Linked DNA regions of Homo sapiens: regions 1 and 2 are each linked to region 3. The links are chromatin contacts, found by Hi-C or POLR2A ChIA-PET in ENCODE. All regions are on one chromosome and are shown on one strand. Each heading gives the region's core, a stretch centred on a gene start or an enhancer-like site at or near the end of the contact. The rest is flanking DNA. Distances are from core to core; before and after follow the strand shown.

What was found. A loop is a pair of places that touch in the nucleus more often than their neighbours do. ChIA-PET counts read pairs that join two places held with the same protein, here RNA polymerase II (POLR2A). Pooled maps may share reads with other maps.
Region 1: a loop to region 3 is called in a map of PC-3, with 2.9 times the contacts of the local background. The contact joins the enhancer-like site here to the promoter of LINC02758 in region 3. A Hi-C loop is called at or near these places in 2 of 168 maps with a recorded cell type or tissue (Calu3 and PC-3) and 2 of 50 pooled maps. POLR2A ChIA-PET finds 5 or more read pairs at or near these places in 1 of 52 experiments (PC-3).
Region 2: a loop to region 3 is called in a map of mammary epithelial cell, with 3 times the contacts of the local background. The contact joins the enhancer-like site here to the promoter of LINC02758 in region 3. A Hi-C loop is called at or near these places in 2 of 168 maps with a recorded cell type or tissue (PC-3 and mammary epithelial cell) and 2 of 50 pooled maps.

Annotation. Positions count from the first base shown.
Region 1 is chr11:28,830,886-28,835,295 of GRCh38, forward strand. No RefSeq gene overlaps it. Among named protein-coding and RNA genes, the nearest start is that of LINC02742, 69 kb to the right of the region's middle. Within about 2 kb of position 2,951, at least 4 of the 41 ENCODE cell types and tissues checked have a DNase peak (open chromatin) inside an H3K27ac peak, as active enhancers do; they include PC-3, where a contact is called at or near this core.
Region 2 is chr11:29,016,413-29,020,650 of GRCh38, forward strand. The region is part of intron 1 of LINC02742 (long intergenic non-protein coding RNA 2742); the gene reads left to right. Among named protein-coding and RNA genes, the nearest start is that of LINC02742, 120 kb to the left of the region's middle. Within about 2 kb of position 2,404, at least 2 of the 41 ENCODE cell types and tissues checked have a DNase peak (open chromatin) inside an H3K27ac peak, as active enhancers do; they include mammary epithelial cell, where a contact is called at or near this core.
Region 3 is chr11:28,537,576-28,542,294 of GRCh38, forward strand. It overlaps LINC02758 (long intergenic non-protein coding RNA 2758), which reads left to right and starts at 1,372. Exons shown (of 8, transcript XR_002957243.2): 1 at 1,372-2,211.

The DNA.
Region 1 (4,410 bases), core at 1,701-4,200, 290 kb after region 3:
GAGCTGTGGTAGATTTTTAAGGACAATAACTTTCTGTAACAAAAATAACAAATATCCAAATGGTAGAATTTTAGACACCATGACAAGGAATACCATGGTGTTCAGGGGACTGAGGAATCTTTCAGGTGATTTCATATCACACCAATTAGATGACTATTTTCATCTACTTAAATGACTGATTTTTCCAGCCAAAAGTAGGGATATAACTATTGGATGCCAAATCACTATGGATTGTTCACAGGCTAGTTCAGTATCTACAGACTGAAGGTTGGTTTTTTGCTCGGTCACTTTTTCCCCCCTGTAAATCTGAAGTAGATTTCCCAGCCCTGAAAAAAATTCAACTTAAGTAAATCTGGAATTGATGCATTGCTCTATTATTTTAGGTAGAATTTAGTGCGTCAGTAAAATGCACTTCCATTAGTGTCATCTGGTGATAACAATAATCATCTATTTGAAAAGTGTTATAATGCTTAAAGAGAAGACTTTAACTATTTTTTTTTAAATTTAAAATGCATGATGACTCTAGGCTTTTTTGATCTTTTACAGAGGTGACAGTAAAGTCTTCTGTCCATAGAGAATGCCGCTGTTGAGATTGACAATCACTCTCACTTTCTCTTTTGCTTTTAGTCTTCATGTTCATTTCTTCCCTGCTTTTCCTTATGTACTGAAAGAACATTTTCTGGAACAGTGGGATCAAGGAGCTTTGTTTGCGTCCTTAATAAGTTATGTTGTCTGGTTTCTCAGGAAATCACTGGAGGCTTTATAAATTTTGTTTTTTAATTTCGAATTTATAAAATCTACTCCCTTTACTGTCTGACTTAAAGATGTAGGTAAGAGGCTATCACTCTTTGAACAAATATGGTACAAGTCGGGGTTAATATTTCTCTTTTCCTAAATTTCTCAGAGGAGATGGGGACAAAGAGTGGAATTATGAAGTTGTAGTCATTTTGTGTGCTTCAGGATTATTTGAAAGTAACATTTGCTTAAATTTTAGAAGTGGACTTTGTCATTTGCTATTTTACTGATGCAACTGGAGATAATTTAGAAAGTAATATTAAAGTAATAGTAAATATAAGACAACAATAGCTTTCCAGCACAGCTGATGCCTAGAAGAATTCTCTCCTTGAACTTTGCTACTCATCAGTCAATGAGCATTTGGTACATACCAGGCATTGTGCTGCATGTTTTATATACATAGCCTCAAACAATCCTAAAAATGTATCTTTTAGGAATTGCATTTGTGTTATTATCTCATTTCATAGGTAAAACTCAGGGGAGGTAAATAACTTGTCTAAGTTTATTACTTTCTAACTAATAAGTAACAAAGCCCTGATTCTAACGCAGTTTTTTTTTTTTTTTTTTTTGACTCTGAAGTCCACACTATTAATACTAAAAGGAATTACCTTCTATTTCCAACCATTTTCATTCCTCTTTTTATAACAACCAGTGGTGACTTATATTCTTTGCAAGGGAATTTGATGTCAGTTGGTCATAATATCACCAGAAAAATTTAGTGATTAGGAAAATTGTTAGCACAGTAATTGATTATGTTGGTATCATCAGAAGTTTGATTTCATCACACCTTAGCTAAGGAAAAAGGTGTCTTAAAAGAAAAGTTATTGAGATATCATTTCTAAAATCACAATTATTTTGTGTTTCCTCAGTGGTTTTTCATGGAAAATATTCTGGATAGTAAAAGAATACCATTTTTAGATTTTGTCACTTCATGTGATAATTCTTTTTAGGACCACAGGAAGTGAACATGATTAGCATTTGAAAATTTGTTGTTCTCAAGTACAAGTAAAAGCCTGTACAACTTTAAATATTTACCATAGAATCATATTGGATAATAGTATTAGTAAGGGGAAAAATCCCCTTGAACCAAAAATGTGTTAGACAAACTGTGCATCCTGACTCAGATGTTCTTATTTTTTTGATAAAAGTATTCCAAAAAGAGAATAAAAGATAATTTTATCACATGGATAAAATTCATCTGAACCAAAGTGATCTCTAAACAGATTGAGTTTTATTATAGTATAAAAAAATATGCCCTCAGGTAGCATCACCTAAGGAGTAACTGAAGCCTTCAAGGTCCCCATATGTTTCTACATCTATTAAAATGCATAAAAGCCTTCCTTTATACTATTAAGTTATATTAGGTTATTGAGGATAATTACTTCAAAACTGTTTAAATCTAATCAAGTAAGATTCCTCATTTGTTTAGTTATTATTCATTAAGCACTTACATTAATATTTAGACTTTTGAAAATTCAATAGTACTTTTTAAAAACTTGAGTCAGCTAATAGTAAGAGACACAACACAACGATTTTTTTCCTGAGGGAGGTCACATGTGTCAATACCAGTAGCTTCTCTGAATAATCGGTGTAAGGTGGCCAATGAGGAGTAGTCATGTAGAATACTTAATATTGACACAATAGAACAGATCTAGAATCCACATTTTTCTCTGGGGTGGAAGATACTTTTTTGTAGAGTCAGGAAGCCATTATGTCTACCAAAGCCTGCCTTATCTCACAGTATGCATTGAACACAGAGGCTGAGAAAAGTAGGAAATGCCTTGGCTGCTGAAATAGAGAGAAGCCATTCCTACTTAATAAGTAACTGACAGTAGAAAATTTATAAATTATATTTTGAAGGAACTGACACTTTTTATCAGTATCATTGGTGAAAATTCTACTTAAAGAATAACTTAAGTCTTAGCATTTACAAAGATAGATAATGTTCTACAATTGAAAATCAGTCACAGACCCAGATGATTGCAATGAGTATGACAAACTATTATAAATGGTGCTGGGTGCTATAGTGGAAAGGAAGCATCAACCATTCTGATGGAAATGTGAGGAAATAGAGAAATCTTTCTGGGGAAGCAAGATCTGAGAAGATTTTGAGGTCTGAATAGAATTTACGTAGGCAAAGAAGGAATGCATGTGTTTCAGACAAGTGGAATTTCCTGTGCCAAGTCAGAGAGGAATGAGAGAGCATGGTGCATTCAGATAAGTGAAAGTTGCTCAGAAGGAATGGGAGCATTTATTGAATGGAGGGGATTGGTGACGCATGAAGTCAGGGAGCAGACAAGGGTCAGATATGAAATGTTACATTAATGTGTTTGAATTATTTTCCTGAGAGTGACATGAGAGCTTATTAAAGAATTTTAAGTAAGGACATGACATAATTACATTTCTTGTTTTAGGAAAACTATTCCAGAATCATTGAGAAGAATGTATTGAACAAGGTATGGACCAATATAGGAAGAAATCTTTTGAGTATCTTGCAAAAATTGAGGAGTGAGGTGATGAAAGCCTGAAGATAGGAAGTGTTAGGACAGAAATGAATAGAATGGAGGAAAACTGTATAAATGTTAAAATGCTACATGTAAAAATCAATTCTTTAGGTATTGAGGATTGGGAAAAAAGATTCTCAGAGGACTGGGTGGATATTTAGTGGTGCTCACTGAAATATGCAATGGGGAAACAGAGGCTGTTGAGGTATAGGGAAAGAGGGATTCAACTTGGAAGGGAATTTGATGTCAGTTGGTCATAATATCACCAGGAAAATTTAGTGATTAGGAAAATTTTTAGCACAGTAATTGATTATGTTGGTATCATCAGAAGTTTGATTTCATCACAGCTTAGCTAAGGAAAAAGGTGTCTTGAAAGAAAAGTTATTGAGATATCATTTCTGAAATCACAATTATTTTGTGTTTCCTCAGTGGTTTTTCATGGAAAATATTCTGGATAGTAAAAGAATACCATTTTTAGATTTTCTCACTTCATGTGATAATTCTTTTTAGGAGCACAGGAAGTGAATTGCTTGTGGCACATCTGGATGGAGATTCCCAGTAGCTATGAAGCCTACAACTATTGCATTAGTGAGTGAGAGCTTCACTGAAAATATAGACTTGAGAGAGGCTTCATAGGTAAGAGTTAGGCAACTGAGAAGAATGAGAAGAAAATGAAACACTCCTTAGCAAAAATTGAGGTAAAAGGGAGTGTGCTGGAAGAAGAAAAGTTGAGAAATTCATTGAAAAAAGACTACAAGGAAATTCGATTCCAGCTGACAAAAGGCTGTCTCTGTTTGCAGAATTTGCATGTATTTTCTTTTTAATTTGCCAGTTTTAAACTGAAAGAACAAGAGCTGAAAGTCAATTGATAGGTCATGAGTCACCAAGTATTTGACTGTTAGTATTATGTTAACAATCTGAGTGTATCAGCCAGCAAGCTTTTCAGGACCAGCAGATGTTGCTGGCATTAAGAACATGAGGGTTTCCAGCTTCATCCACGTTGGGGGAGGGGGGGAATAGCATTAGGAGATATACCTAATGTAAATGATGAGTTAATAGGTGCAGCATACGCACATGGCACATGTATACATATGCAACAAACCTGCACGTT
Region 2 (4,238 bases), core at 1,154-3,653, 480 kb after region 3:
TTGTTGACACATAGGCATGTTCACTTGGTGATCATTTATTGAAATGTATACTTAATGATTTATTCAGTTTTCTGTATGTATGTTATAGCTCAGTAAAAAGTACTAGCTGAAGATACAGAGTAATAAAGCTGTGACCTTTCTAGTTCTAGATCCTTGAGGAATTGCTACACTGTGTTCCACAATGGTTGAACTAATTTACACTCCCATCAACAGTGTAAAAGTGTTCCTATTTCAGAAATACTGTTTGACCCAGCAATCCCATTACTGCGTATACCCAAAGGATTATAATACCCAAAGGATTATAAATAATGCTGCTATAAAGACACATGCACACATATGTGCATTGTGATACTGTTCACAATAGCAAAGACTTAGAACCAACCCAAATGCTCATCAATGATAGAAGGATAAAGAAAATGCACCACATATATACCATGGAATACTATGCAGCCGTAAAAAGGGATGAGTTCATTTCCTTTCTAGGGACATGAATGAAGCTGGAAACTATCATTCTCAGCAAACTAACACAGGAACAGAAAACCAAACACCACATGTTATCACTCATAAGTGGGAGTTGAACAATGAGAACACATGGACACAGGGAGGGGAACATCACACACCGGGTCCTGTCAGGGGGTTGGGGGGATAGGGGGAGGGATAGCATTAGGAGAAATACCTAATGTAAATGATGGGTTGATTGGTGCAGCAAACCACCATGGCATGTGTATACCTATGTACCAAACCTGCATATTCTGCACAAGTATCCCAGAACTTAAAGTATAATAATAATAATAATAATAATAATAATAATAATAATAATGATTGGCAAATGTGACCTACACATTTGCAAAGAAAAGGACAAATATCCTTTTAAAGCTTTATTTAAAAAAATGAAAATCTATTAAATGGCTTCTTCTATTTGAAAATAAAAGTAATTAAATAAAAAAAAAGCTATGACCTTGATATAAAGCCCTTCCTAAGGAATGTGAGAATTGCATAAAATAAGATAAATAATTTTGACCCCACAAATCTGAAATCCTCAATATTATAAAAACAGATAAAAGACAAGTGGTACACTGGGAAAAAATTTGTCAAAATAGAATAAAACATTAGATTATTATCTGGATTATACAAATTTCAAATATATTTTAAAAAGAAAAGGCAAAGCAATTCATAGATAGCGTCAAAGCCTATGATCAAGTAACTCACAGAAGAAATATAACAGAGGCCTCGCATGGTGGCTCAAGCCTGTAATCCCAGCACTTTGGGAGGCCAAGGCAGAATGATCACTTGAGACCAGGAATTTGAGAACATCCTGGGCAAGATAGGAAGACTCCATCTCTACAAAAAATAAAAAATTAGTCCAGCATGGTGGCTTGTGCCTGTAGTCCCAGCGACTGGGGAAGCTGAAGTGGGAGGATCACTTGAGGTCAGAAGGTGGAGGCTGCCCTGAGCCATGATTGTACCACTGCACTCCAGTCTGGGTGACAGAGTGAGATTGTGTCTCAGAAAATAAATAAAAATAGTTGATAAGTATAAAGGAATGACTTCACATTTAGTATTACCTAGAAAAATGCAAATTAAAATACATATTAGATTTAAATAAAAACATTACCAGTATCATATGTTGGCATATATGAGGGGAAATACATAAGAGTATAAATATGTACAGCCTTTGAGGAGGTCAATGTAATAGTACCTGTGCACAAGTATTGTCTTTGGCCCAACCACGAACTGTTTAGGTGCCTCACCTATGAGGTTATACATGCATACTCATGATTAATCATGTACATGCATTTTAGGTAACGAGGAAAAATTGAAAATAATATAAATCTACCAATTCATAAAAAGTAATGCAACCTCTGATGTATCCACATTGTAGAGTTTCAAGAATATGATAATTCTACATCTAATAACATGAAAAGATCCTTAAGTCATATTAGGAAATAACAATAGTAAGTTACAGAGCAATATATCTAGTTGGATTGTAATTCTTTATAAAGAAATAATTCTTCTTATTTCTTTATAAAAGAAAATAAGCTATAAGTATACATGAGCTTTTATGTGCATTCATGTGTCTGTTTTATTTTTGTAAATGTAAAGGAAAAGTTCTAGAGAAATAAACAAGAAAACAATCACAGTGACAGTTCTAGAGAAGAAATTAAGAGGAAAGACTTCACAAGGACTTTCAATTTTTACCTATTGTTTAAATTTTTTTTACATAAAGTCTCTATCCTGCTTTACATAAATAACTAAAAGGGAGAAAAACAACAATAAAGAACCTCAACACAGATGTGATTCATGTTTTTTTATTGTAATATTCATGTTTTACAGTGCCATTCTTTGGCAGTATACTGAAGGGGTCAGCATTTGCACAAATACTTAGTCATTCAGTAATACAAGAGATACGGAGGTGATAAATGAAATACTCAGTTGTTGCCACAACAAGGCAGTCTTAGTGAATCACGTAGGAAATGCCAGAAAGACAGCTGAGTGTAGACAAAACACTAGGAGAGAATACAGACATAATCACCATTTCCATGGCCCTTACTGTGTATGTTTTTCAATTCTTCTAATTATTCTTCTCTCTGAGGGACACATTAAAAAATGAAAGTAGTTTCTTACCACAAAGAAAGTACTTTAAAAAGCTATGTTAGATTGCTAAATATGGATTTTAATGAGTATCTAAAAAATTCTCATGGCCAAAGCATATTTATCTGAGCATTCAGTATATGTGTTTTAATTATATTAAGTGAGATTTCTGAACATCTGACATCTGTTTACTAGTCAACTCTTAATTATTTGAGCATAACAATGTTAAATGAAATGTTTTAAGGAAGCTGTTGGAACTCTGCAGTTCTAAGTGCGGTCCTAACAAATTCATAGGAAAGCCTTAGAATCCATCCCTGCACTCAGACACAATGGAGTCCACTTGCTCTTTGTTCTTCCCTTATTTCCTTGTTTTCTTGAATTTGTCTGCTTTTTCTTACCACCTCTCCTTCAGTAATGGTGCATTATTCACCAGGCCCTGTGTAAGACAATGTTGGCATCTTATAATCAGAGGAGTGGGTCTGAAGTTTTTTATTCAGAGACCGTGTACATAGAGATATTTAAAAATCATTTATTTCTCTAATAAAACAGTCTATCGTAATTGCTGTTTCTGCTATCATATTACTAAGAATACAGGGCCAGCAGGCAGAAAGCTTCACTTTGAAACCCAGCTTCCCTACCTGTGACACTTACTGGCTCTGTGGCTTATATTTTCTTTCTAAATGTCAGCTCTATGTCTAGTAATATTCTGGCCCTGTATCCACAACAACAGCAAAGCATAATGTTCTCAGTGTGTTTATCCAGATTCCAGAAGGCTCAAACTTTGTTTTTCTTTAATAATAATGACGATGATGGCTAATATTCATTGATATCTTACTCTGAGCCAAGCACTGCACTAAGCCCTTTATATGGATTATCCTATTTAATGCATACAATTCCATAAGGAACATATTATTCCATTTCCACAAATAAGAAATCTACAGATTAGAGAAGTTAAGTAACTTGTTCAAGGTCACATAGCTAGCAAGTGATAGAATCCAAAGCCAAGCTCTTAACAATTACAATATTCTGCTTCAATTATTTCCTGAGTGGTTTCCTTCCCCCACCTCACAGGTTGCCTGCCCAGCCTGTTGCTAAACTATGTCTGGCAGAGGATATCTCTTTCACCCCTGAGATGGAAAACCAGTATCTTTGCAGCCTTTTTTTACAACTACGAGCTTATGTGGTGGTTAACTTTAAGTGTAAATTTGAGTGAGTCATGGGATGCCCAGATATCTGATTAAACATTATTTGTGGATGTGTCTATGAGGGTGTTTCTAAAAGAGATTAACATCTGAATTGGGGGACTTAGTAAAGTTGATTGCCCTCCCTAATGTGGAGAGACATCATTCAATCTGTGGAAGGCCTGAATAGAACAAAAAGGAGGAGCAAGTTTGGATTCATACTCCCTCTACCTGATTACTTAAGCTAAAACATCAATATTTTCTGCCCCTCAGGATCCTGGTTCTCAGGCCTTCAGACTTGGATTAAAATGTATACCATCAGCCCCCTGGCTGCTGGGCCATTGAATTGCGCCCTCAGATTTTCTGTCTTTAGCTTGCAGATGGAACATCATGGGATTTATCAGCCTCCATAATCATGTGAATCATACCTTATAATAAGTCATGTCTATTTATCTATCTAGTTAT
Region 3 (4,719 bases), core at 122-2,621:
AGGCATTTAATCCATTTGGTGTTGAATTTTGATGTATAATACGAAGTGGGAAATATAACATTTTTTATTGACATCATTATCTAAATAATTCATGCATCAGTCAGTGATCTTTGATGCCATCTCTACCATAGGGTAGGGTCTCACACAAATGAATCCGTTTCTAAGTTTTCTACCATGTTTCATTCATCTACTTGTTGACTCTGTATCACAACCACACTATTGATTACTGTGATTTATTAATTATTGTTTTATTAATGGATGTTTATTTTTTATTAAAAAATCTTAGGATAAACTTGTTGAAGTCCTCAGTGTTGTTTAGATTGGAACTACATTAAATTTATATAGTCATTTGGTTTAAAGTTAACAAGTTTACAGTGCTGTTATCTCCTCCAAGAATGAAGTATATTTCTTTGTTTATTCAAGTTTTATGGGGAGAGAGATGAGTCATTTTAAAACATTTAAAATTTTTCTCCATAAAGGTCTTGGTCACTTCTATTAGATTAATTCCTACATGTGTTTGTTTTTTCATTGCCATGTTATTTACTGGTTATCACTGATAAGACAGATGCTACTCATTTTGGGGAACTGATCTTGTCTCTGGCTACTTTGGTCAAATCTTATGAATTCTAATGGTTTACTATGGATTTTCTTGTTGTCTCCCTGCCCCTCATGGAAATGTACTATTTGTTCTGTTTTTTTCAAATAGGTCGGGCGCGGTGGCTCATGTGGTTGGGCATGGTGGCTCGCACCTGTAATCCCAGCACTTTGGGAGACAGAGGCAGGTGGATCACTTGAGGCCAGGAGTTTGAGACCAGCCTGGCCAACATGGTGAAACCCTGTCTCTACTAAAAATACAAAAATTAGCTGCCAAGCATAGTGGTGCACGCCTGTAATCCCAGCTACATGGGAGGCTAAGGCAGGAGAATCGTTTGAACAGGGGAGGCAGAGGTTGAAGTGAGCCGAGATGGTGCCACTGCACTCCAGCCTGGGCAACAGAGTGAAGCCCTGGCTCAAAAAAATAAGTAAGTAAAAATAAAAATAAATAAAAAATAGTAACAACATTGTGTCTTCCTTTCCAATATGTTTATCTTTCTCTCTCTCTTTCTCCTTCCATCTCTATCTCTGTTTCTCTCCTTCTCTCTCTCTCTTTCTTTCTCTCTCTCTCTCTCCCTCCCTCCCTCCCTGTCATCTTATTGTATTGGTCAGTACCTCTGGTATCATGTCAAACAACTGAAATGATAGCACACATCTTTTTCTTCTTCCTAACTTTAAAAAATATACATTTAAGAATTTATCATTATGGTTTTGCCCTAGGTTCTTGGTAGGCTATTATTATCCTTATTATTGTTTAAATAAAATTAATAGTTTCTTTCTATTTCTTGTTTCTACGAATTTTTTAAAAAACAAAATGTATTAATTTTATCAAGCACTTTTTCTGCATCTCTTAAAGTGACCATATGAACTGTCTTCCGTAGTGCTAATGTAGTAAATTACATTGTTTGTTTGATACTGAGCCATCCAGGAGTTTCTAAAATAAATCTTGTCATAATTTTTTAAGTATGCTATTAAATTTGGTTAGTTTTCCCAGGGGTTTTTTTTTGTATCTATTATATAAGTAAAATTGGCTTACATTTTTGTCCTTATTATGAACTTCTCTGGTTTTAATATAGGGGTGAAACTGGCTTTTAAAATGAGTTAGCTAACTTTTATTGCTTTTACATTTTCTGGAACAACATATGGTGGTTATCTGTTTTTATATTGTTTGTTACACTCACCCCATGCAACTATCCAGGCCTAAAATGTCTTAGGTAGTAGTGGGAGAATTGGTAGAGAAGGAAGTTTTTACTATCTTTTTTTTGATGATTTGGCATATTCATGGGTTCTATTTCTTTTTATGCTTATTTTGACTTTTTGTATGTTTTTCAAGAAATTTATTAATTTCATCTAGATTTTTAAAAATACAATTCAATATGGTTGTTGAGTGGTTTATAGTTTTTTCATGATGCTAAGAAAATCTCTGTTATTTTTATACTTATTTCCTCTTTCTCAATTGCTTATTTATGTTCTTCAGAAGCTCTACAAGGTCCTTCTCACTGCACTAGTTCTTGATTGGGGATATTTGTTATGCTACGATATAATCTGACCCTCCCCAGCTGTGCTTTCTGAAATACACCCCACAGCCTCTTGCTGAAGGACACTTTAACTTGGCAGGTAGGCCTTATGAGTAAGATGGTTCACACTCAGCTACTTTCCATACTGTTCACTTGATTTATGGGACAGTCATACATGTCTATTATACAGCCTTATTCACTTACTGTTACCCCCTATCATTACCACAGACTGTCTCTTTCAACATCGTGGTTGTTTTCTTTCTGTCATATTTCTTGTTTCCCAATTAATGTATTCAGAGCTATACATTTTATTCTATGTACTGCTCTAGCTACATTTCACAGATTTTTGCATATAGTACTTTCATTGAGTTCTGCTCAAATTGTTTTTAAAAATTTCTGTCAGGATTTTTCCTTTACCAAAGAATAAGTTAGTGATATTTATCTTTTATCTAAAAATCATTTGTTATTAATTTTCAATTTTATTACATCCTGGTAATTCACAGAAATATGATCTGTGTGATGTTGGTTCTAGCCATCATAACTGAGTGATTGACTCTAACATATACATTTCAGGCACCATAGCAGGGGACAAGGGGAAAGAGATCTCGGGGGATATCTGCATATGCTGCTGACTCTATTGCCCATAATGGAAGGGCATAATTAATTAGAAAGCTAGAAATCAAACTTTCTCCATGTGGAAGGATAAGAAATCTGAGGCTTACAAGAGCAGCAGGACTAGAGAATAGGAAATGAAAGGTTCATCACAATAGTCTTCTCACCATCATAATCTTTTTATTTTGGGGATAAATATTGAATATATTTTATATTCAAGACAACACAATGGGTTTTGGGGGGATTCTGGTGAAATCTGTAGTTAGGACAGTGGCAGAGACTGGCTAGGTACTCACCAAACACATTTTCTCTTCTTTCTGGGTACACTGCTAGCTTATCCTCCCAGCTCACTCTTCCTGAGGTAAGGACATGTGACCACTTCTCATGAATGGAATGTGAGAAGAAATGTGTGTCACTCCTAGGCCAAGGTTGCTGAGTGGGTATAGTCTTCTCTGTGCCCTTTGTTCTTGTTACTACTCAGATTCAGAGGGTCCTTTGGAGTAGTCCAAGGAGATGGCACAGCCACTTGATTGAGGGGAAACCTGGAATCCTAAATAACAGGGAAACCTGGAGTCTCCTTTCCCCCAGCCCCATCCCCACTGAGTCACACTGAATTATGATATGAGCCACAAATAAATCTTTATTTTATTAAGCCACTGAAATTCTGGGGTTATTCAGCACAGTAGCTACCAAGACAAATATAGAAAATTACAATACAAATTGGAAAGTGAGATGTAACTTGTGAGAGATGGGGAGAGCTTCTGTTCCTTTGAGATAATCAAAGAAGATTTTATTGGAGGAGGTAATAACTGAGCCAGATATATTTTTAAATTAGATAAGACATAGGTAATTAGAAATGGGAGAGGCAGAGAGTTGGTAACTGTTTCAGAGGCAGAAATGAAAGAATGAAGGGGGAATTGGGAGGTGTGAATAGATCATATATTATATGTTAGTTTGGATGGCAAGAACGTTATGTGATAGGAGGGAGGTAAGAAGTAAGGGTGGAGAGATAGAATGCTGAATTCCAATTTTACTCCCTAGGATTTGTTTTTTACTAGAAGAGTAAAGAAGAAATAGCTTGGAAAGATGTTTGAGATGACCAATTTAGATATGAGCTCAATGATATCCCCTTGTTACAATAAAACCCCTAATCATAGCAGTGCCTAATAATAGGGTAGAAGACACAGGGAAAAAGTACAAGATGAGACTAGAGGGGTGGTGGGAGCTAGATCATGGCATCAAATTCAGGAGAGCAGATTTTCTTCTTAGTTCCATGGGGTACATTGGAGGGTTTCATGCAGAAGAATGCTGTGAATGTCATGACCCTGATTATTGTGTGGAGAACAAAAGTGCATTGGTAAGAATGGAAGCAAGGCACCAATTAGGAGGCAATGATTAAAGTGAGGCAGGTCCTCTCAAAGAACTTAAAGTCCTAGTTTCAGTATATTCATTTGGGAAGGGTAATGCATTTGCAGGACAAAATCAATAAATTAGAAAAGAAACCCATTGCTATAATTCCTTGAAGTAGAAATACAAAAACAAGAAAATGAATAAATAAATACATACACAAATACAACAGAGTAATAGCAAAAACAAACAACAAACAAACAAACTTATAAGGCAGTCTTCCTTAGACATGAGTGTAGATTGATAATGTCTCAGAGAGGTTGTGTATATCTGTCTAACCTACCCTGCCCTATTCCCCTATCATGCTGTATTTTTCTTTATAGCACTCATCTCCACCTAAAATATTATAATCTATTTTTCACTCATTTATTGCTAGTCTATCCAAATTCCACTTAAACCCAAGAGGGCAGGGAACTCATTTTTTCACCACTGTAGTTCCTGCATTTAGAACAGTGCTTGGGAGAGAAGAGGTAGTATTTGTTGAATGATTGAGAAAAAAAATAGCTATTTGCACCAATGTGTTTTCCTTGAAAAAATACGTGACTTTGTTGGAAACCTCAACTGAAGACTCAGGAAATCTAAGGAATTA